3 separate regions of the Homo sapiens genome follow, and regions 2 and 3 are each linked to region 1. Evidence: chromatin loops called from intact Hi-C (ENCODE). Cell type or tissue: PC-3. All regions are shown on one strand.

The links. Peaks named below come from ENCODE experiments on the same cell type or tissue, not always from the same donor. Only the 100,000 strongest peaks of a DNase experiment are listed, where the experiment ranks them.
Region 2: a loop joins it to region 1, with 7 times the contacts of the local background. A loop is called at or near these places in 43 of 110 quality-filtered maps.
Region 3: it touches region 1 in a loop (8-fold over the local background); 5 of 110 quality-filtered maps call a loop at or near these places.

What each region holds. Positions count from the first base shown.
Region 1 is chrX:37,741,372-37,749,371 of GRCh38, reverse strand. No RefSeq gene overlaps it. Among named protein-coding and RNA genes, the nearest start is that of CYBB, 35 kb to the left of the region's middle. RefSeq lists an enhancer at 3,692-3,741. In PC-3, a CTCF peak has its summit at 3,822 (motif pointing left); DNase peaks (open chromatin) are centred at 2,501 and 3,811; H3K27ac peaks cover 509 bases.
Region 2 is chrX:38,162,726-38,170,725 of GRCh38, reverse strand. SRPX (sushi repeat containing protein X-linked) reads left to right here. Exons shown (of 10, transcript NM_006307.5): 5 at 5,831-5,957. Among named protein-coding and RNA genes, the nearest start is that of SRPX, 54 kb to the left of the region's middle. In PC-3, a CTCF peak has its summit at 4,045 (motif pointing right); no DNase peak of the experiment used is centred here.
Region 3 is chrX:37,568,168-37,576,167 of GRCh38, reverse strand. LANCL3 (LanC like family member 3) reads right to left here and starts at 4,507. Exons shown (of 5, transcript NM_001170331.2): 1 at 3,725-4,507. The coding sequence starts at 4,297. In PC-3, a CTCF peak has its summit at 3,680 (motif pointing left); no DNase peak of the experiment used is centred here; H3K4me3 peaks cover 1,146 bases; H3K27ac peaks cover 758 bases.

The DNA of each region.
Region 1 (8,000 bases):
TCATATGTACATAAAGAGACGGCATATGCTTTTTCTCTCTCAGGTGTGGTCCCTGGTCCATGGGCCTTGGTCCATGGTCTTCTAGTTTCCAGTGTTGCTGAAACAAGTTTGATTCTTGCTACTTTATGGGTTACCTGTGTTTTGATTTGTTTTGTTTTGCTTTAATATTTCCCTTCTGGAGGCTGTTGCAAATTTACTTGAACCTCCATGTTCTGAAATTTTGTAACAATATGTCTAGACATAAGAAATTATTTTCAAGGTGATGGCTACTCTGTGGACTCTATCCATATGATGACTTGTATTATTTGGCTCAGATAAAGTATCTTATAATTTCTGGCACTTTTCTCTCATGTGCTATTTCTATACTCTCTTTCTGAAACTTCCATCCGTTGGATGACAGACTTGACTCTTTTCATTCCTATGTTTCACTCTTCCCCTTCTTCATGCCTCTAGTTTCTCTGGAATTCTTCAGGGTAGGTAGGAATCTTCCTGAGCGTTGTCCCCTTCCTCGCATATGTCTAAGTTTGATTTATTTCAGCCTAGTTCATGATTTACCACTTCTCTATCAAAAAATTAAATGGTACCAGCTCCTCTTTGTAGCTCTGGTAGAATTTGGCTGTGAATCCAACTGGTCCTGGGCCTTTTTTGGTTGGTAGGCTATTAATTACTGCCTCAATTCCAGAACTTGTTATTGGTCTATTCAAGGATTTGACTTCTTCCTGGTTTAGTCTTGGGAGGGTGTATGTGTCTAGGAAATTATCCATTTCTTCTAGATTTTCTAGCTTATTTGTGTAGAGGTGTTTATACTATTCTCCGATGGTAGTTTGTATTTCTGTGGGGTCAGTGGTGATATCTTCTTTATCATTTTTTATTGTGTCTATTTGATTCTTCTTTCTTTTCTTCTTTATTAGTCTGGCTAGTGGTCTATCTATTTTGTTAATCTTTGCAAAAAACCAGCTCCTGGATTCATTGATTTTTTTGAAGGGTTTTTCATTCTATCTCCTTCAGTTCTGTTCTGATCTTAGTTATTTCTTGCCTTCTGCTAGCTTTTGAATTTGTTTGCTCTTGTTTCTCTAGTTCTTTTTTTTCTTTTCTTGTTTGTTTTTTTTTTTTTACTGAGTTTTGCTCTTATTGCCCAGGCTGGAGTGCAATGGCGCGATCTTGGCTCACCGCAACCTCCGCCTACAGGTTCAAGCAATTCTTCTGCCTCAGTCTCCTGAGTAGCTGGGATTACAGGCATGCGCCACCACGCCCGGCTAATTTTGTATTTTCAGTACAGACGGGGTTTCTCCATGTTGGTCAGGCTGGTCTCAAACTCCTGACCTCAGGTGATCTGCCGGCCTTGGCCTCCCAAAGTGCTGGGATTACAGGTGTGAGTCACCATGCCCAGCCCCTCTGGTTCTTTTAATTGTGATGTTAGGGTGTTGATTTTAGATCTCTCCTGCTTTCTCCTATGGGCATTTAGTGCTATAAATTCTGGAAAAATAAAAAAGGGGAACTTTCCTTTCGGTAAAGTTGAGATTTGGGTTAGCAGCAGTTTACATTTTTTTTTTTTTTTTGAGGCAGGTTCTCACTCTGTTGCACAGGCTGGAATGCAGTGGCGTGATTTCGGTTCACTGCAACCTGTCTCCAGGGTTCAAGCGATTCTTGTGCCTCAGCCTCCCACGTAGCTGGGACTACAGGCGCATGCCACCATGCCCAGCTAATTTTTGTGCTCTTTTTTTTTTGTTTTTTTTAGTAGAGACGGGGTTTCACCATGTTGCCCAGGCTGGTCTTGAACTCCTGAGCTCAAGTGATCCACCCACCTTGGCCTCCCAAAGTGCTGGGATTACAGGCATGAGCCACCACACCTGGCCAGTTTACAAACATTTTTGACCACAGCCACAGTAAGAACACATTTTATATTGTGACTCGGTGTACTCATAACTGTGTAGAATGGAAACAAAAATTCTCCCAAAGGTTACTTGACTCAACATGAGGAGTGCTGTAGGATATCTCATTTGTATTTGATTCTTGTATATTTCCTTTTTAAAAATGTTTGGTTGAGATTCACTAAATTTATATGAGGATCCATTAATAGTTTGTAACCCACAGGTGGAAGACTTCTGGAACATAAGTTACAAAAGATATAGCAACACTAGGCTAGTAGGGCCCTTCCAGAACAAGCCTTCCACAGTTTCCATGGCTACCCATTTTTCAGGTCAATGAAATTAGTGATGCAGTCAACCAAAACTATCATGGCAATCTGCCCCTCTCTTTCTTCTTCATCAGACCTGGGAATGCACCACATAATGAAAGCAACAGGAATGTGACATCTCTCGACAGTGCTCTCACAGAGAAACCAGGCCAGTTTTTGCAAGAATGGTTTGTTCATATACCTCACCCAGGCTGCAGAAGACCTGACCCCTTCCCTCACCTCAACAGCCACTCAGATGAGAATTTATTTCTTTATGGGTCCTTTGAGGAGTTGCCCTCCCCCAGGGTGTGGAGAATTACTGATGACTCAGAGACGCCAAACACCAGCTCTGAATCAGGGGACATGCCACCTCTAAGCCTCCCTTCGGGTTTCCCCACATGCCACAAGTCCACCAGGCTCCTGCAGCCCTGCTGGCGGTGTGAGGTCCCTCGCCTTAAGCCCAGCTACCCTTTGCCACTGGGCTGATTGCCTACCTGGGTACTATAGGGCCTCTTTCCCATAATGCTGGAGATGGGACCCTGAACTAAAGGACCACAGCCTTTCCAGAGCAGCAGATCGGCTGCCAAATCTGATCTGCAGAGCTATGAGTGGGGGGTGGCAAAGGGAAATTGTGGGTGTGGGTGGACATGGGGGTGATGGCGTTGCTCCACTTTTAGCAGCTGAAGGGAGAACATGTGGTGGCTTGGAGTACCTCAAAAGAGTGGGAGGTTAAGAGTAAGGTTTTGAAAGTCAGATGGTTTCAACTCAATGTTGGTTCTTCCCCTTATTGTCTGTGTGACTTTGCCGTTGACCAATTTTTTAACCTAGTCTGTGGTCTCCACTTGTGTAACTTCTACTTTTCATCTTGTTTTGAAGAATACATGTGATAATGCATATGAATCATGAATTGCCTCACATATAGCATGGGCTCATTAATAGTAGCTGCTATTATTAATGCATTGTTGTTATCATACTGGAGAAGAGAAAAAGGTGGAAAGACTTAGCCAGTGGCCCCTGGAATGCAGCTAAATGCAGGATGTAATGCCTGGGAACTGCACATATAGTGTACCCTATTACAGAAACTTGCCCTTCCTGGTTTGGCAGAGTGTGTCATGCTTGCCTGTTAGGAGGAGAAGCTTCTTGAGTAGCTGTGCTCAGAAGGACTCTGAAGCCATGGCAAGTCCCAGTGTGGTAACAGAGCCTCACACTGAGCATCTCGGCCTGTCATGGGTTTGGAGTGGTGAACATGGGCAGGCCAGCTGAGTATCTGTCTTCCCTTCCCCTTTAGGACTTAATATTTTGTGATTTAGTCATAATTTTTCAGGCTTTTCAAGATGGCTTGTTTTAAATGCATTATTTCTCATTGGGACTTTCAGGGGGTGATACGTAAGCCTCACCTACATTCCTGAAAGGCCACATTCTACAAGGCACATATTTGAGGAGGCTGTTAGGTGCATAATAGAGATGGGTCTAGCATTGGAGGGGAACAGAAGTGGTGGGAAAGAAACAACAAGTCACAGAATAAGAAATATAAAAGGGAGAAAATTAGAACACATGCAGCGTAAAACAGCAAGCTAAAACTCCTGCTGGGCCCTGATGCTAAGGCAGGGTCAATATTCTGTACCTCGATGAGCAAGCACTGCCACCTGCTGGCCAAGGGGAATGTGACTGCCAAGGGATTCCTTTGGAAATGGCATACATGCATACATCATTTTGTTGTGCTTTGAACATAATTGCATTTTTTTTTTTTTTTTTTTACAAATTGAAGGTTTGTGGCAGCTCTATCTCAATCAAGTCTATCGGCACCATTTTTCCAACAGCATGTGCTCACTTTGTGTCTCTGCTACATTTTGGTAATTCTCTGAAATGTTTTAAAGAAATGAAAAATTTCAAACTTTTTCACTATTATTGTATTTGTTATGATGATCTGTGATCAGTGATCTTTGATGTTACTATCGGAATTCTTCCACAAACCACACCCATATAAGACAGCAAATTTAATGGATAAACGTGTGTGCGTTCTGACTGTTCCACAAACTGACAGTTCCCCCATCTGTCTCCCACTCCTCAGCCCTTCCTATCCCTGAGACACAGCAATATTAAATTAGGCCAACTAATAACCCTACAGTGGCCTCTAAGTTTTCAAGTGAAAGGAAGAGTTACACATGTACACTTTCAACCAAAAGCTAGAAATGATTAAGTTTAGTGAAGAAGGCATGTTGAAAGCTGAGAGAGGCAAAAAACCAGACCTCTTGTGCCAAACAGCCAAGTTTTGAATGCAAAGGAAAAGTTCTTGAAGGAAATTAAAAGTGCCACTCCAGTCAACATAGAAATGACAAAAAGGAAAACAGCTTTATTTCTGATATGGAGAAAGTTTTAATAGTCGAGATAGAAGATCAAACCAGCCACAACATTCCCTTAAGCCAAAGCCTAATCCAGAGCAAGGCCCTAGCTCTTCAATTCTGTGAAGGATAAGAGAGGTGAGGAAGCTGCAGAAACAAAGTTGGAAGCTAGCAGAGGTTGGTTCATGAGGTTTAAAGAAAGAAGCTGTTTCCATAACATAAAAATGCAAGGTGAAGCAGCAAGTGCAGGTGGAGAAGCTGCAAAAAGTCACCCAGAAGATTCAGCTAAGATCATTGAAGAAGGTGGCTACACTAAACAACATATTTTCAATGTAGACAAACAGCCTTGTATTGGAAGAAGATGCATCTAGGACTTTCATAGCCAAAGAGGAGAAGACAATGCCTGGCTTCGAAACTTCAAAAGACACTGACTGTCTTGCTAGGGGCTAATGCTGCTGGTAACTTTAAACTGAAGACAATGCTCATTTACCATTCCAAAACTCCTAGGGCCAATATGAATTATGCCAAATGTACTCTGCCTGTGCTCTTGAAATGAAGCACATTTCTAGATGAAAGCACATCTGTGTACAACATGGTTTACTGAATAAGCCCACATAAACCTACTGTAGAGAAAAAAAATCCTTTCAAAATATTACTGCTCATTGACATTGCACCTGGTCAACCAAGAACTCTGATGGAAATGTGCATGGTGATGAATGTTGTTTTCATGTCTGCTAACATAGCATCCTTTCTGCAGCCCATGGATCAAAGAGTTGTTTAAACTTTCAAGTGTTATTATGTAAGAAATACATTTTGTAAGGCTGTAGCTGCCATACACAGTGATTAGTCTGATGGATTTAGGTAAAGGAAATTGAAAACCTTCTGAAAAAAGTTACCATTTAAGATGACATTAAGAACATTCATGATTCATGGGAGAAAGTCAGAAATATCAACATTAACAGGAATTTGGAATAAGTTAATTCTAACCCTCAGGGATAGCTTTGAAGGATACAAAACTTCAATGGAGGAAGCAACTGCAGATGTGGTAGAAATAGCAAGAGAGCTAGAATTAGAAGTGGAGTATAAAGAAGTGACTGAATTGCTGCAATTTCATTTTTTTGTTTTTAATTTTTGTAAGTATATAATAGGTGTATACATTCATGGGTCACATAAGATATTCTGATACAGGCATGCAATGCATAATAATCACATCCAGGTAAATGGGGTATTCATCACCTCAAGCATTTATCCTTTGTGTTACAAACAAATTACACTCTTCATTATTTTAAAATGTACAACTAAATTATTTTTGACTATAGTCACTTTGTGGTGCTGGCAAATACTAGGTCTTACTCATTCTTTCTAACTATGTTTTTGTACCACTTAACAATCCCCACTTCTTCCTGACCACACCCTCTCTGCCTCCAACCAATACCCTTCTCATCTTCTGGTAACCATCATTCTACTCTCCATATCCATGAGTTTAGTTGTTTTAATTTTTAGCTTTCACAAATAAGGAAGAACATGCAAAGTTTGTCTTTCTGTGGTTGGCTTATTTCACTTAACATAATGATCTCCAGTTCCACACATGTTGTTGCAAATGAGAGGATCTCATCCCTTTTTATGCCTGGATAGTACTCCAGTGCGTATATGTACCACATTTTCTTTCTTTTCTTTAAGCTGAAAGCAATGATCATTTACCATTCCAAACTCCTAGGGCCCATAAGAATTATGCCAAATCTACTCTGCCTGTGCTCCAGAAATGAAACAACAAAGCCTAGATGACAGCACATCTGCTTAGAGCATGATTTACTGAATATTTTAAGCCCACTTAAACCTACTGTAAAGAAAACTAGGTTCTCCATATTGGTTGTACCAATTTACATTCCCACCAACTGCATATGAGACTTCCCTTGTCTCCACATTCTTGCCAGCATTTGTTATTGCCTGTCTTTTGGTTAAAAGCTATTTTAGGCAGGGCATGGTGGCTCATGCCTGTAATCCCAGCACTTTGGGAGGCCGAGGCGGGCGGATCACGAGGTCAGGAGATAAAGACCATCCTGGCTAACACGGTGAAACCCCATCTCTACTAAAAATACAAAAAATTAGCCGGGAGTGGTGGCGGGCGCCTGTAGTCCCAGCTACTTGGGAGGCTGAGGCAGGAGAATGGCGTGAACCCGGGAGGCGGAGCTTGCAGTGAGCCTAGATCGGGTCACTGCACTCCAGCCTGGGCAACAGAGTGAGACTCTGTCTCAAAAAAAAAAAAAAATGCTATTTTAACTGGGGTGAGATAATATCTCATTGTAGTTTTAATTTGCATTTCTCTGATGATCAATGATGTTGAGCACCTTTTCATATGTCTGCTTGCAATTTGTATGTCTTATCTTTTGCCAAATGTTTATTAAGATCCTTTGCCCTTTTTAAAATCAGATTATAAAATTTTTTTCCTAAAGAGTTGTTTGAGCTCCTTATATATTCTGGTTACTAATCTCTTGTCAGATGGGTAGATTGTAAATATTTTCTTCCATTTTGTGGGTTGTCTCTTTACTTTGTTGATCGTTTCCTTTGCTGTGCAGAAGCTTTTTAACTTGATGAGATCCAATTTGTCCATATTTGCTTTGGTTGCCTGTGCTTGTCGGGTGTTTTTCAAGAAATCTTTGCCCACTCTAGTGTCCTGAAGAGTTTCCCCAATGTTTTCTTTTAGTAGCTTCATAGTTTGAGGTATTAGATTTAAGACTTTTATCCATTTTGATTTGATTTTTATACATAGTGAGAGATGGGAGTCTAGTTTCATTCTTCTGCACATGGATGTAGAATCATCCCAGCACCATTTATTGAAGAGGCTGTCTTTTCCTGTGTATGTTCTTGGCACCTTTGTCAAAAATGAGTTCACTGTGGGTGTGTGGATTTGTTTCTGGATTCTCTATTCTGTTCCACTGATCCATGTGTCTGTTTTTACGCCACTACTGTGCCCTTTGGGTTACTATATCTCTGCAGTGTAATTCAAAGTTAGGTGATGAGATTCCTCCGGTTTTATTTTTCCTTAGGATAGCTTTGGCTATTCTGGGTCTTTTTGTGTTCCATATAAATTTTGGACTGTTTTTTCTATTTATTTGAAGAATGTCATTGGTATTGTGATAGGGATTACATTAAATGTGTAGATTTCTTTGGGTAGTGTGGACATTTTAACAATATTGATTCTTCCAATCCATAAACATGGAATGTCTTTCCATTTTTTGCATCTTCTTCAATTTCTTGCATCAATGTTTTATAATTTTCTTTATAGAGATCATTCACTTTTTTGCTATATTCCTATGTATTTTATTTTATTTGTAGCTATTGTAAATGAGATTATTTCTTTTTCAGATTGTTCACTGTTGGCATATAGAAATACTACTGAGTTTTGTATGTTGATTTTGTGTTCTGCAACTTTACAGAATTTGTTTATTGGTTCTAATAGTTTTTTTGGTGGAGTCTTTAAG
Region 2 (8,000 bases), 420 kb before region 1:
GTTCTCAAAAACCAACAGCATGTCTTAAGCTGGACCAGATGCGCCTGGAACCTTCCCAGAGGAAGAGAGAATGAACCCCAAATTCAGGAGATTCATATTACAGTTTGTCAGAACAAGGTTCAGGCATATTTGGGAGAAGGAGGATTGTACATGCAATTAGTTAGGGATGACAAAAAGGGGTACAGCGATCCACAAGAGAGCCTAGAGCTCCCAGGAAAAAAGAGAGAAATGGGCAAAGCAAGCAGGCAATTCTTTCTTTGATTTTCGCGACAGACAAGCTGAGGTTTGTCCCCAGTGAATTTTACTCCAGGGGTATTATTTACTTTTTTGGCTTTAAATGTATTAAAATAGTTTAATAAATTTGTTTTTGTGTTGACAGGGGTAGGGGGTCCTTGAGCGTAACTCAGAACTTCAACCTATTTTAGGAGGTGACACATAGTGGCTAAGTAGTTCCCAGATTTCCACACAACCTTCAACAGTCTTGGCCAGAGCTGTACTGAGTGGTGAGAAAGTTGTCCCAGTTCTCTTCTAGACTGTGAGGGAAGAGAGAAGACTGGGCTTACTTTGGACTCTGAGGTGGTCAGTTCTGTGGTCTGGCTAATTTGAAGGTGCCACAAGTTAAAATTAATTCTCTTACACAGACCATACTCTGGCAATGAGCTGAAATTCATAGTTATTTCAGAAACAGATATAGATAAAAATAAGTCAATGTAGGAGGAAAAAAAATACTGCAAATTGCAGGAGGGTAAAAAGTCTTTGAAGAGCCACAACCTCCATTGATCTGGAAGAAAATAAACCTTAGAATGTAACCACTATTGTTTTCGGGGGATATTTTTCTTTCTTTCCATTTTTAGTTATTTTTGGTTATGTTGGCATTTAGATAGAACAATGAACAGTTGGAATCACAACAAGTCCTCATGTAAAGACCAGATTTTGAGTAGACACATGATCTCTCCTTTAGACCAACACTTCTTCCTAGGCCAAAACAGGAAGAAAACAAATTAAAGATACTTTAAAAACCACGGACAATGAAAAACCAGCAAAGGTCTTTTGACATTCAGAGAGTATCCATTTAATTACTTTAACAAAAGACAATGTACAAACTTTCCTTTTTGCCCTGTGGAACGGATTGTAATAAAGTGACCAGACAACACATTTAAGTTCTAATTATCTATCAAGGAAAAAATATTTTTAAATAAATATATTTTATTTTTTGCTCACTTATTTTTTGTTTTCTACAGAGTAGAATAGGTGGAGATTTATTAACACAAATGAAATTCTGGAATAAAACATTTTGGAGATGTAATATATGGAAATTGATGGCATACGTTTCTTGTGTCCCAGCTGTCTCACAGCTGGTTTACCCAATGACCCATAGGAATGGGATCATTGCATTATTGCTGGGCTGCATTGCATTATTCAGTTGATGCAAACATCAGTAGGGCTAAGAATGAATGTATCCATGCATTGTTGCAAATGATGTTAAATTGTGCTAAATTCTTCCTGGGTTGACAAATACACATTCTTTTGCAAACTTTCAGAGGCTAGTTTCAGTTAAAACAACTTGATTGACTGAGATACTGATTCACTTTTTCCCTTACATGATTTGTTAGTACAAACAGAACAGGTCAACTTTTAGTGGCTCTCTCTAATATAAATGTATCACCAATGAATTTTTATTTGGGCTTCTTTCTTGTGAAGATGTTGACTTTTAGAGATGAGGTCTCATTATGTTGCCCAGGCTGGCCTCTTGCTATGTCGTCCAGGCTGGTCTTGAACTCCCAGGCTTAAGTGATCCTCCCACATCAGCCTCCTGAGTAGCTGGGGCTACAGGCATGAGCCACCACACCCGGCTATGATCATGACTTTTAAATGTGGATTTCATTGCCTCCCTTCTTGCCTCTTTTGTCTGTTTTGGAAAGTTCTCTGGATTTTTGTATGGTGCCAAACAGAGGAAACCACTTCCCAGAGCCATCCACAGAGATTACGCTCTGGCTGGGGGAAGCAAACAACTGGATGAGTTTTCAATGGCCAGGTTTGTTCTGCATTTGGCAGTCACTCACTTCCTATGCCCCCTTGAAAAGAACTCTTCCTTTCTCTATCACCAAACTCAAACTATTTTATATTTGCATCAGTGATCTGTTGCTGCACAATAGACCACACAAAACTTAGTGGCTCCAAACAACTATGTTATTGCTCAAAGATTCTATGGGTTGGAAAGTTGGGCAGAGCTCTGTGGGGACAGCTCATCTCTGCTGTATGTGGTAATGGTTGAGGTGACCAAGTGGAGCTGGAGGATTCAAGATGGCTTCACTCACAGGTCTGGTACCTCAGTTGGGAAAAGTTGTACTGACTGGGGTCTGGCTGAGTCTCTTTCTCTCTCTCTCTCTCATTTATAATTTCTCATCCTGATTACATGGCCTCTCCAGTCAATTGGACTTCTTTAGATGGCAGCTGGCTTTTAACATAGTGAAAGCAGAAGGCACCAGATTCTTTGAGGGCCTAGGTCTGGAACTGGCACAGGGTCACTTCCCTTGCATTTTATTGTTATCTGTTGGGCAAGACTTTGTCCTTTTGAGCTTCTTCCTTATTTCCACTACCTACCGGGTTAGATGTGTCAAGGATTTCCAAGTAAATAGTTCAGCTTCAGCTGGGTGCTGGTGGCTCACACCTGTAATCCCAGCACTTTGGGAGGCTAAGACAGGCAGATTTCTTGAGCCCAGGAGTTCGAGACCAGCCTGGGCAACATGGCAAAATCCTGTCTCTACAAAAATAAATAAATAAATGAATAAATAAAATCAGCTAGGCATGGTGGTGCATGCCTGTAGTCCCAGCTACTTGGGAGGCTGAGGTGGGAGGATCACATGAGTCTGGGAAGTCAAGGCTGCAGTGAGCCGATATTGTGCCACTGCACTCCAGCCTGGGTGACAGAGTGAGAGCCTGTCTCGAAAAAAAAGTTCAGCTTCTTAGATAAATAGTAGTTGATACAATGCAATATATTTGTATCTCATATTTTATATGCACAGAGATAACTAGAGCACAGAGAAGGGAGACAGTTTGTCAGATGTCTCCAATGAATGTGGCAGAGAGCAAAGGCCAGAATTTTCACTGAAGGTTTCAAGATTTTTATATAATTGCAGGCATCCTAATTCAACAGGGGATAGTAATTATGTTTCTATAGTAACTTTGTTCCTTTCATTCATGGAAATGTATAACTTATAAAATGCTATCGGGGCCAAGTCTGGGTAATAACAGGCTTAGGTCTCTGGAGCATCAGCTGAAGGGCAGACCAGCTTGTCTCACCAGCCGAGAGAGAAGGCAGCTGCTTGAGGATGTGTCAGGATCAAGTCCTGCAGAGGCTCTTCAAGGGTTCATGGGGAAGCTATGACAGACCATCACAAAACAGTATGTGTGCAAAGGTTGGCGGAAAACACTAGGTCAGCAGCAGGCAGATACACAAAAGGGTTTGGTTTATTAAAATAGCTTTAAAATATGTAATGGCATTTAAAAATCCCAGACCACAAAGAAATTCCAAAAGAGAGGAAATGCTTCTTCCCAGTCTATAAATGAGGATGCTAATAACACTGCTTAGTCTAATGGGTGGTTGTGCAAATTCAGTAAAATAATATAGGGAGGGTACTTAGCATGGGGTGGGCATGTAGGAAGGAGTCCTCCAATATTAGTTATTATTTGTAATGATTTATTTCTTCTTGTTTCTTCTTTGGAAGAGCACTGTTTCTGAAAAGCTAGGCCAGTTCAGCTGATCATTGTTAGCTAGAGATAAGCTGGCTTTGGGAAACTCTGAGACTCTTCACCCAGATAACCTATCTTGGAGCCTGTGTGCTTACACTGTTAGTACATCTTGATACAGAAAACAAACAACAATGTATCATCCAGACATTTAGTTTACCTGACAGAGACTAAGTTGCTTTTCACTCTGACCATGCTGCACCAAGAAAATATGGTAACACAATGTAATTTTACATTGAAATCTGTATGCTAATAAATATACTTTCTATAATGTAATTGCCAGCTATATTTGACCAGCAGGGGGCAGTCATTATATACTTGTCTTTCTGTGAAATGTTCATCTGAATTATAAAAGTTTGTCTTCTATCACCTATCATAGTAAAAAATTAAATGTTTTTAAAAACGTAACAGCTGAGTATAGACATCTTGAATGCATTTAAAGCATCTTCCATTTCATCATAGTATTTGTATACTTTATTTTATCAATTCTGAGAAGCGTATTATTTCTACCTTTTAATATCCCTGAAATAGGGATGCATTTCACAATTAGGAGTGACTTAGATTCAACAAAATATGGTGGTTATTCAATTTAGGATTGGTGCATTAAGGCTGTTAAGTTCACACTCCACTGAAGCACGACATAGAATGAAAATGAATTTGGATAGCTGAAGGCAAAATTGTTTAATAAGTTATTCGTAACTTCTTACCCTGAATAAAATGAGAAATTATTAGACAAGACACAGGAGAAAGTATATAAAGAATTTTACTTGGTGCATTTAGTCTCTCAAAGACATCTGTCATTCAGAATCAAAAGGACATTTAACTTTCATTAAGGCAGTAATAGCACTTAATACTTATCAGTTGATATGTAAAGTAACATGAAGCTGAATGTCCTTAATTTGCTATGCCTTCTTTAAATACATTCTCTACCTGTTCAGAAATATTAAGTAGAATTTGCAGAAATGTGAACTTCCTCTTGTGATTTCACTTCAGCTATAAGATGAAATACAACCCAGTGTAGAGTTGACATCTCATTTACTTTGAGCCCTCATTAACCACCCATCCTTGTTATCACTATCGAGGCAGAACTCCTATTACCAGGTAGAGAAACTACTTGAAGAAATTTGGGAGGCTTTTGGAGGTCCAGAGCCACAGTAAAACTGCTGTCCCAGAACATAAAACCATAAGTGTAGTTCAGTAGCAGTTCAAGGGGAGAGTGGACCCAGACAGACCATTGCCTATTTTAAGATATTAAGCAATATGTTGATAATAGATAGCAGGAAGAGAGAGAGCTTGTTCCAGTGGCAAGTGCTCCGACTTAGATTGTAATTCACAGTGCCATTATCTACATGTGTGGTCTTAAATAAATCATTTAAGTTCTTTGAGCCTCAGTTTGCACATCTGTAAAATGAGAGAGTTGGGCGGCTCCTCTACACCTCCATAGCATTCACTTTTACCTTGCCTGGGGCAATTGCCATTTTCTACCTCATGTTATATTTCATGTGTGATAATGTAATCCCTCCAATACATGGCAAATTCTCTGAAATGTCAGGAGCACATGATTCTCTTGCCTTTGTGCACCCCCAACCCCAGCAGTTGGAATGAAGCCTTGGATAAGATTGGTACTCATGAAAAATTTGTTGCCTTGAATTGAATCTGACTAGATGATAGCTAGAATGCCTTTCTGTAATATTCCATGATGCTGTGTTCAAAGCAGGAAGTACTCACTAAAGCCAAATGACTTCTAGTTTCAGCTGGGTAACTGCCATGTGGCCTTCGGTAGGCAGAGTTTGGAAGCATGGGGAGGAAAGGCTGTAACTAATGAATTACCCACAGGACACCTTGCAAGGCCAGTTGATTGCAGGTTTAGCCCTGCAAATGTGAGTATTTAAACAATCTTCAAAACTTAGCAGGAGAGTAAAAGCATTATGAAGGGAGAAAAGGGGAATATATAGGGTGAACAAACTCTTTGAAAATGGAGAATACCCAGAGGCTTTGGTATTTTAAACTGTGGGTGTTGAACCCCAGTTTGACTAGATATTTCTTGATGATGATGAGAATGTTTTGGTTATATTTTCAGATATGGAACCTCCTAGAATCAAGTGCCCAAGTGTGAAGGAACGCATTGCAGAACCCAACAAACTGACAGTCCGGGTGTCCTGGGAGACACCCGAAGGAAGAGACACAGCAGATGGAATTCTTACTGAGTAAGTGAAACTTGGCAGATAAAATGATGCTGTCTCTTTTATGTGAGATGTTTACTACCCAGAGTAGGGGAGTGTATATATGCTGGTCTATTTATGCTTTCAGATGTGGTCCCCCTGGTCACTACCTAACATACTATATATGTCACCTATGTATTTGTTGATTGCCTGTCTCTATTATAATATGTTCACTGCTATGTCCTTAATGCCCAGAACTGTGCCTGGCACATAGTTAGCACTCAGTAAATCCTTACTGAAGGAAAAAGGAGAAATAAGGGGTGGTGAATGATGTGATTATTATGCATTGCATGCCTGTATCAAAACATCTTGGCTGGGTGCGGTGGCTCATGCCTGTAATCCCAGCACTTTGTGAGGACGAGGCAGGCGGATCACTTGAGGTCAGAAGTTTGAGACCAGCCTGGCTAACATGGTGAAACCCCATCTCTACTAAAAATACAAAAATTAGCCAGGCATGGTGGCACACACCTGTAATCCCAGCTACTCAGGAGGCTGAGGCATGAGAATCGCTTGAACCTGTGAGGCTGAGGTTGCAGTGAGCCAAGATTGCACCACCGTGCTCCAGCCTGGGTGACAGAGTGAGACGCCATCTCAAAAAAATTAAAAAAAAAAATCTCATGTACCCCATAAATATATATACCTACCATATACTCACAAAAATTAAAAATAAAAAAAATGTAAAAGAAGGGGTGGTGAGAAGAAGGGAAGGAGGAACAGAAGGGGAAAGAGGAAGCCAGTTGGTTAATTTAAGAATAGAGCCACCCCCATTGCCTGCCCAGGCAGACCCTACTCATGCCCCCAGGCCATTACCTGCACTGGGAAGCCATCTGTGTCTCCCAGGTGGTGCCAAAGGCTGCCGCTCTTGTGCTCTGTGAGTACAGTTTAGTGCAAAACTTTTTCACCCCTTGTTTTTTGGCTGTATTTATCTCTTTCAAAGCTTTTTAATTTATTTTTAAAACTCCCGATCATATCAAACACTTACAGATGCTTATTTAAAAAAAGAGAAGGTATCTTCTGCTTTCTTCCCCACCTCTACCCCATTCTCCTGGACCAATTTCATTCATAGTTTGACATGTATCTGAGTTGCTTTTTGTTGGTGTGTTTGTTTTACCAATCACAATGAGAAGCACTGTTAAGAAGCTTTTAAAAATGGGTGGATCCCTTTGTGAGGGTTAGCTATGTGTTGTTCTAATCTAGCATTTGGGCCTGTACCCCTGCAACTGTTTGGTTGGCCTTCATATTCCCTGGAGACCACTACTTCATGTTAGCACATTCATATCTGTGCCTTAAAGTTTATGGGCATATTAGAGTTCCCCACTGAGTTTTCATCTGTAGATGAAAGGATACCTCTAACTTATCTCCTGGTGATCCATAAAGCAGGAAAAGACTTTCTAGAATCCTATCAACCCAGGCTGTGCATGACAAAACATTTTTACACAATGATTAGCAATAACAGTACAGTTTCTAGTGAGAGGAGACAGGACATTTTGTTCCTACATTCCAATAATCTTCCCCCAGTGCCTCATCTAGCTTAAGTAGTATTACTAGTTATGCTCTCCCATTGTAACTTCTCAAAGATAAAGTTTGACCATTAAAAAATTATTTGCTGTCACATACACATCCCACAAATTCCTTTGGAGAAAATGTAGGCAATCAGAATTGAAAAGTAAGTTGATGTTATCAGGGATTGGGTTTTATTTACCTTTGACTCTTCAGGGTCTAGCACAATGTCTGGCCCAGCCCCAGCACGTAGTAGGTTTTTAGATTTTTGCAGCTCTGACTGCTGTTGAAAAAACCTGTGTGATAAACACAAAACATCAAGCCATCAGATGACTCTATTTGTCTACAAGCTTTGTGAGAATATTCACCTTGTTCTTTTTATGGGTAACTTGCGTAATATGGTTAGGAGTGTTACATTTTATTTGATTTTTTTATTTTTTGAGACAGATTCTCACTCTGTTGCCCAGGCTGGAGTGCAGTGGCACGATCTTGGCTCACAGCAACCTCCGCCTCCCAGGTTCAAGTGAT
Region 3 (8,000 bases), 170 kb after region 1:
AAGAACCTAGAAAAGGGTAAACTAAGGAAGAAACAAATTAGATAAACCCAGGGGAAATGTCCACACATAAATATAGATCTGCTAAGGTACTGTACGCTAGCTTATATGGACCACAATTCTAGCCATACACTCCCTAGTAGCCAACACAAAGTGAGAAATAGAATCAGTTACATGACATATTTTGACGATTTTAAAAATTCAATCAATTGCCAGGAGTCACACAACTATTACTGTCTCTACAATCTGAGAGCAATTCCTCTTGTGGGTCTTTAGAGTGAAAGGTAGAATATAGTAATCAGCATTCTAAACTATAGACCTTTTAAATAAACATATCAAGCTTCATAGAATGGCGTCTCATAGTATGCCTTAATAGAGGTGGCAGGTATAATGCCAAAACCTATGCAGCACAGTATTGCCTTGCTATTCAAAGCATGCTCTACCGCAACATCAGGATCACCCAGGAACTTGCAGCTCTACAAGATCTGCAGGTGATTCCTAAGCACATTAAAGTTTAAGAAGCACTGCTTTATTGGTTGAGCTTAAGCCATGAAAAATAATTGGAAGAAACTATAATTCATTCATTCATTCATTTAACAAATATTTACTGAAACTTTGGCAGTAGGAAAGGATTTCTTTAAACATGACACCAAAACTACCACCGTAAAGGAAAATATTGATAAATGGGACACCACTAAAATTGAGTGATATTTGCAAACACACACAAAGCTGGGCATCTAAAAATGTGTCAGGCAGTCTTGGCAATGAACATCAATGAAACCAAAAATGTCTACCCTTATGGAGCTTACATTCTAATCAGCGAAGACATAAATAAACAATTTAAGTAAAACAAATCACGAAAGGGGGATAAGTTGAGGGTGGGGTTGCAATTTTAAATAGGGTAGTCAGGAAAAGCCTCATTGAGGAAGTAAAGACCTATACAAGGCCAGGCACAGTGGCTCATGACTGTCATCCCAGGACTTTAGGAGACTGAGGCGGGCAGATCACTTGAGCCCAGGAGTTCCAGAACAGCATAGGCAACGTGGTGAAACTCTGTCTCTACAAAAAGTACAAAAAATTAGCTGGGTGTGGTGGCACATGCCTGTGGTGTCACCTACTTGGGAGGCTGAGGTAGGAGGATCGCCTGAGCCCAGGAGGTCGAGGCTACAGTGAGCCATGGTTGCACCACTGCACTCCAGCCTGGGTGACAGAGTGAGACTCTGTCTCAAAAAAAAATTATATATATATATATATACATACACACACACACACACACACACACCTATACAAGGTCAGAGATCTAGCTATAAATATCTAGAGGGAGTGTTCCAAGTAGAAAGAACTGTAAGAACAAACAGCCTGAGACAGGAAAGTAACTAAAACAGGAAGATGGCCAGTGTGGTTGAAGAAGAATGAGCAAGGAGTAGAGTAGGAGTGTAGGAGGCTAGATCATGTGGGGCCTTCTCGGCTATTTTTAAGAATCATAACTTTGTGAGATGACAAGCCACTGGAGAAAAAGTAATAGGGAGCCACTGCAGTATGTTGAGCAGGGAAATAACATGATGAAAAATGTCTTTTGAAATATTTGTTTCTTAGAGGTAGATGGAACGGCTTGAGTGGGAGATTCTAGCTCAAAGTATATTGCACTAATCCCAATATATGGTGATTCATTCATTCAACTATTTATTAGGTGGCAAAGATGTGCCCAGTAATGTGGGGAGGATCTAAATTAGAGCGATAACTGAGGGAATTGCCAGAGGAATGTGAATATAAATGACATCGGAGGGGAAGAAACCCAGGACATACTGAGAGATTATTTATAGAGAAATGACACAAATTCGCAATTCAATCTAATCAAGGTCTATGGATCACCTACTGAGGACAAAGTCCTGTGCTGGCTAGGATTTGCGGGGAGGGGATGGGGTATAAAACTTCTACTTTCCCCTCAAAGGGCTTCCAGCCTGGCATGCTTAGCCCCTGCCCTACACCTTTCAAGCCAGAAAGTCTTGAATTGACACAGCTGCAGCTGGCACTGGAACTAACTGGTTTGCTCAGGCTCAGGTTAAGACCTGTTTTTGTTGGTGGTGGTGGTGGGTTTTTTTTTTTTTTTTTTTTTGCTATCCTTGAAGCTTGTTCCATCTCCTGGGAGCAGGGGCCAAAGCACCTCAACTCGATTAGTAAAAAAAAAAAAAGACCTGGTTTGGCAGGAGGGCAGAAGAGAGGTCTTAATAGATGTCTTGTGTGGATCAGTGTTGCAGAATGGCCTGAACCACCAGTTTTTGGGCAGAGTCCTTCTGGTCTGCTTCCACCTGTGTGATCTAGTGGTCACACACTCTTCCCATTCCATTCTGGAAAAAAGGCCTCAAGGCATGGAAAGGGGAAGAGGCAAGATTAAGGAAAACAATTGGAAAAAAAAATTTGAAAATTGCCTGCTGCCAGACTACAAGGTGAGGGGAGCAGATGCAAATGCAATGCAAATGATATGTAAATATCTCTGTGGCCTTCTAAAAGGTTTTCTACAACTGGAAGGGCATTTGAAAAACTGCTGGCAGTTAACAGTGACTCAGAAGCAGAGCAAACTATTTCAAGACAACTTTGTGACATAAACCTTTGCTGCCCAGCTAACACAGTGCACATTCTTTAGTAATCTTTTTTCTCACTTGAATCAACCTCACCTGCTATTAAAAAAAAACCCTGTCTGCCTCTGTAGAGGTGATCTAAGTTAATTACTCTTTTAAAACACTCTATATACCTTTAATTTTTCTTCAAACGCCTTTCTCACCTAAATAAAGCCAAGTTAAATGTGTCACTTCCTCCCTAGAACAGTAGTTGGCTCCAGGGGATTATGAATGAAAGTGCCTCTCTCTCCGTTCTAGTCACTATGATCCTTCAGAGTTTTGTTCTTTTTCCTACTCCACAGGAACTGGCATATTCTCTTCTAATAACCACATGCTGATTTCAAAGTGAGTCCAGGAAAAAATATGTATGTGAAAACCAATTCACTTTTAGGAGCCACTGTAAAGTTATTCATCAAGAAAAGCTGCCCTGTCAAGAAAGCTGTGGTCTTGCCCATCCTAAGCAAATATTTTTAAGTGAAATAATGCACATTCAACCACAATGGGGTACATTTCCGGGTACGTTTCCGTCTACATTTATGTATTTTTAAAGGGGACACTCCTATCAGATATGCATTTAATAAGAGCCATGGGTTGAACTGAATAGTAAGCAAAACAGTAAACACATCAGACCCACAGCTGAGCAGTTATTCTTGGTTACAGACCCAGGGCTCCAGAAGCAACTTACCTCCACATCGGCCCCGAAAAGTTCCATTACTTTCTAGCACTCTAACATTCGAGGATGCCTCAGCTTTTGACAGCAGAGTCAAAGGAAAGGAAATCCCTTCCATTTCTGAGGTTTTCATCTTACTTGAAAGGGCCACACTGTCATCCCCCAGAAAGCTAACAGGCATCTGGAGTGATGCCACGTAAAAACACGAACAAAGCGCAGAGACGCCGAATCTCAACAAATGAGAGACTGAAAACGACAGGAAAGAAGAGGGACAAAAGCAGGAGATAGACCTCAAGGGACTGAAGAAATGCTAGCACCACACCAAGAGTAACAAAGACTTGGAGAGCAACTCGGGACAGTGCTGCCCGAGCCACGGAGTCCGGGGAAAGGAGGCCGGGCAGGCGGCGAGCGCCCTCCCGCGGCCCGGGCTACCTCTTACCTCCTGGGCGAGTTTCTGCTTGAGCACCAGCGCGGCACACAGGTAACCCGCGCGGCCCACGAACAGCTCGTCGGAGCCGCACTCCAGGAAGGAGACCGGCGCGCAGACGGCACACAGAGCCCGGAACTTGCCCAGCGGCTGCACGTAGTCGGACCGGCCCAGGGCGTGGTATACGAGCGTGGCCACGGCGTACACGCCCGCGCCCCCGAGCAGGAAGGCGGCGCGGGTGTCGGCGTCCGGTTCGCCCCACTCCTCAGCGCGGGCGCACGCGTCGATGAGGCGCTTAGCCGAGCGCAGGTAGCGTTCCCGGGCCGTGGCGAAAAGCGGGCTCTGCGAGACGTGGTAGAGCATATACGCCACTCCGGCCACGCCGCCATAAAGCCCCCCCTGGCAGGCGCTAGCCCCCGCCGTCGCCCCTCGGGCCTCCGCGCCGCCCCCGAGTGGGGGAAGCTCCTGGAGGATGCGCTCGATGGTGGCGGTGACCAAGGGCGCCACCGCCTCCTCACACTGGCCCGCCAGCAGGCTGCCCTGGTAGTCATCGAAGCGATTGGCGAAGCAGCGCTTGGTGTCCATGCTGTTGCCCGTGCCCCCTAGTGCGGAGCTGAGGACCGCTTGAAGTCGTGCCCTGCAGCCCCGCACACCACCTCCGGCTCTCTGAGGCACTCGGATGCCGGTGTATGCGGCGGGGAAGGAGCGAGAAGGATGAGACGGGAGGTGACAAGAGGAGGCGGGCAAGGAGCGGATGGCCAAGTGGGGCGCCGGGCTGCCGCGAGGCTCCCGAGTGGCCCGGGCGATCGCGGGGGATGCGTGTCCTGCGCCCCCCCTCAGAGGCCGCGCCCTCGCTGAACCCGCCCCCTCCTGCGCCGCCGCAGCTTGGCTGCCTCTTCAAGGGGCCGAGGTGATCTCTGGCAGGACCCACGCGGGGCCCGCGCCACTCCTCCCGCTCCGCCCCCGACTCCTCCCCTACTGGCAGAAGGCCGAGGACGTGCGGGACACTGATCTGGAACGCTGGGACTCAGCATACACACACCTGGCGGTAGAGGTGATGGTCTCCAGTCCCTTGTATACTCAAAGTGTGGTCCTTGGGTTAGAAGCATCAGCATCACCCGGGGGCATGTTAAAAACGCAGCATCTCAGGCTTCACTCCAGACCTATTGACTCCAAATCTGAATATTCAGCAAGATTGCCAGGTGATTCGCATGCACATTAAAGTTTGAGGCGCCACTGAACTAGGCTAGAGTAGCAAGACAAAACTGGGCGCCTTCTTTGAAGTTTGTATTTCATCTTGGTCGCTTCGGAGTTCTCATTATGAATGTTTCAATCCCAAAGGCTGGGGCATTTGAGCACATCATGTTTAATGCATTAAAACGGTGAAATACCCCATACAGGAACTTTTTTCCCAGCTTTGATTTTTGTATTGTTTTCTTCGAGTATACAGGAGTAAAAAGTCAAAGAACCACACCAGGTTAAGGCAAGGAAGGGGCACGCCCCTCCTGCCATGCGTGCATAGTAAAAGCTCAATACATATCTTGAGGTCATTAACTAGTTAATATTAGGATAAACGCTCTGTGAGAATTTAATTAGGCTTTTTATCTCCCCCTTCCCTCCCTTCTTTTCCCATGTTTGTCCTCTTCTGCTTTTTTCCCAAGGGCGTTGTGGAGGGTCTCCTATGTGTCCTGAAACCTGGAAATAGAGGGATGAATAAGATAGACATGGTCCTAGACCCCTTGTAGCTTACAATTCAGTAGGAAAAAACAGAAAATGAACAATTACACAAGCTAGTTGCCTTTCTTGTGCTCAGCTGTTTGAAATAATTCTGCCTTTCCCAAAGTGTTGACTCTTGAAGACTAAAGAGGTCACGTCTCCCAGGAGTATTTGACTTTTGATAGGGACTGTGCAAGACATAAAGGAGTAAGTGGCTCATAGAACAGTTTCTGATACTTTGTGGGGAGAGTAACTACTCCACTTACTTGAAAGGCCAGTTTGGAGGCATTTTTTTTTCCTCAGAAGTGTTAAATGTCACCATGATTGGGAAGCAGATATTAAATACCCTGCCCCTCCACCCTTACTTGATGTAGTCTGGGAAAGAACCTTAGTTTGCCAACATGATTGCCAGGACTGACACATCCACATAGTTCAAGGACAGTATGGCCATCGTCCCCCTTTGATGCTGCCAAAACAGGTTTATTTTTAATAATAATAATAATGATAAAAGTCCACTTTTAGGCAGGGAGCTTGATATGTTAAAGGAGGAAAAGGCATCAAAGAAGCAACAGGAATGTTGAGTTTCTCCTTGAGACTTCCTTCCTCATCCCTCAACCATAACAGACATTAGAGGTGATTTTTGTCCCCTCAGACAAGGAAACATAAAATAAAGCCTTTACCAGCAGAAATGAAGCCTTATTCCACTTCATTCCTCCACACCTCACTCACCCTTGTCATGAATCTAGAGGCAACTCTATTAATTCTGACTCTGATTATTCTTCGAAACACTCCAGCCTAGAGGTAGCGCCAGCAACAACAACAGGGATCTGCTAACTGGCTTCAAAATAGAACTGTGTGTAAACACGTCTCCAAGAAAACGAGCTCTTCCACTTTTTCCCAGTTGTGTCATCTGTCTATTGCCCCAAAATGCTGTATGAAAAGCAATCACAAAATCTAATAGCATATGGCAGTAAATTTAATGTTTATGCATCTAGGATCTTGGCTGGGCTCATTCAGGTGTCTGGAGGTGGGTTGGGTCTTGCTTGGGGAGACTGAGGTGACTGGCCTCTGGCCCATATGTCTCTTCTCTTTTAGCTGGCCAACCCCAGCATGCTTGCACGGCAATGGCAGAGGGGCTAAAGCAAAAGCAGAGACATGCAAGACTTCTGAGGGTCTAGTCTCAGGAGCACACACTCTTTTCTGCCTTAGTCTATTGGCAAATCACATGAGGAAATATAAGGTGTTTTTGTTGAACTTCAAATTTGCATGACAAAGGGTATGGATACAGGGTAGGGTGAAGCGTTAGGGTTCTTTGAAACCCCACCTCTAATTGTCCTATACTTAATTTGCATGCAGTGTTATTTATTTTAATATCACTACTCCACTAGAATATACTCTCCATGAGGGTAGGGCTTTTTCTTGCATTTATTTACTGATATGCAAGATCCTAGAATAGTCTCTATTCTACCACTACTACTGCTACTGCTATTGCTACTACTACCACTACTCCCTGTAGTAGATATTTACTGAAAGTTTATGAAATAATGAATGAATTACCATGAGAGTGCCATGAGAGACTTAAGGTACCCTAAAGTATAGAACACAGAGTGAGGCCTTTTTTGAAACCTTAGCCTGACATGTCTAAACTCCTCCTATATTCTTGGACCCTTTTCCTCTTGTGAGCACAAGAATGTAAACATTCTGCAGTTTTTGCTCTTGTCTGTTTCTCTACAAGATATGGTGACCTCTATACTTTACCTTGAATTCGGGGTCTTCACACATTCTACTTTTGCTAATTAACCCTGTGTGGCAGCTTATATTTTTCAAATATGGCCACAACAATATCTCCTATGCCACATGTTCCTCTGCAATCAATGTGACCTTGACATTCCTCTCATCAGGAGGGAGGTACATGCAACCTCTTCTGAATTCTGGGTGGGCTTATATCTCATTTGTAACCAATAGAATGTGATGGAAATAACACCGTATGGCATCCAAGGCTTAATTATAAAAAGTAATGCAGCTTCCATCTTAAATGTTGCAGCACTCACATTTGGAGCCTTGGGCTGCCTTGTAAGAATCTGACTACCCTGAAGCTGCCTTATCGAGAGGAAGCCCAGACAACATGAAGAGGTCACCTGGAAGTGCTTGGATTGACAGCCCGAGGACAGCATCAACTGACAGCTATGTGAGTGAACCACTTTGGAAATATCCACCCCAGTCAAGCCTTCAGATTACCATCATCCCAGACCCTTCCAGAATTCCTGACCCAAAAAATTACAAACAAAAATATAGTTGTTATAAGCCTCGAAGTTTTAGGATAATGTGTTATGGAGCAAGGTAACTGGAATGTCCTGCTAGCTTCCCATAATCCAATGCTCTGGAAGTCCCCTCTAATCAATAGTCTACACTCAACAGGGCAATGAGCAGTTAGGAAGATAAATATTTTAGAGAAGTCTGGAAGACAGAGAAGTATGCAGGCACCCAAAACGTTGTGTTCTGAAATAACAATTCCAGTTGGATTCTTTAAAAGTAGTGATGACCCCACAAGAAATATGCAGTCTATACAAAA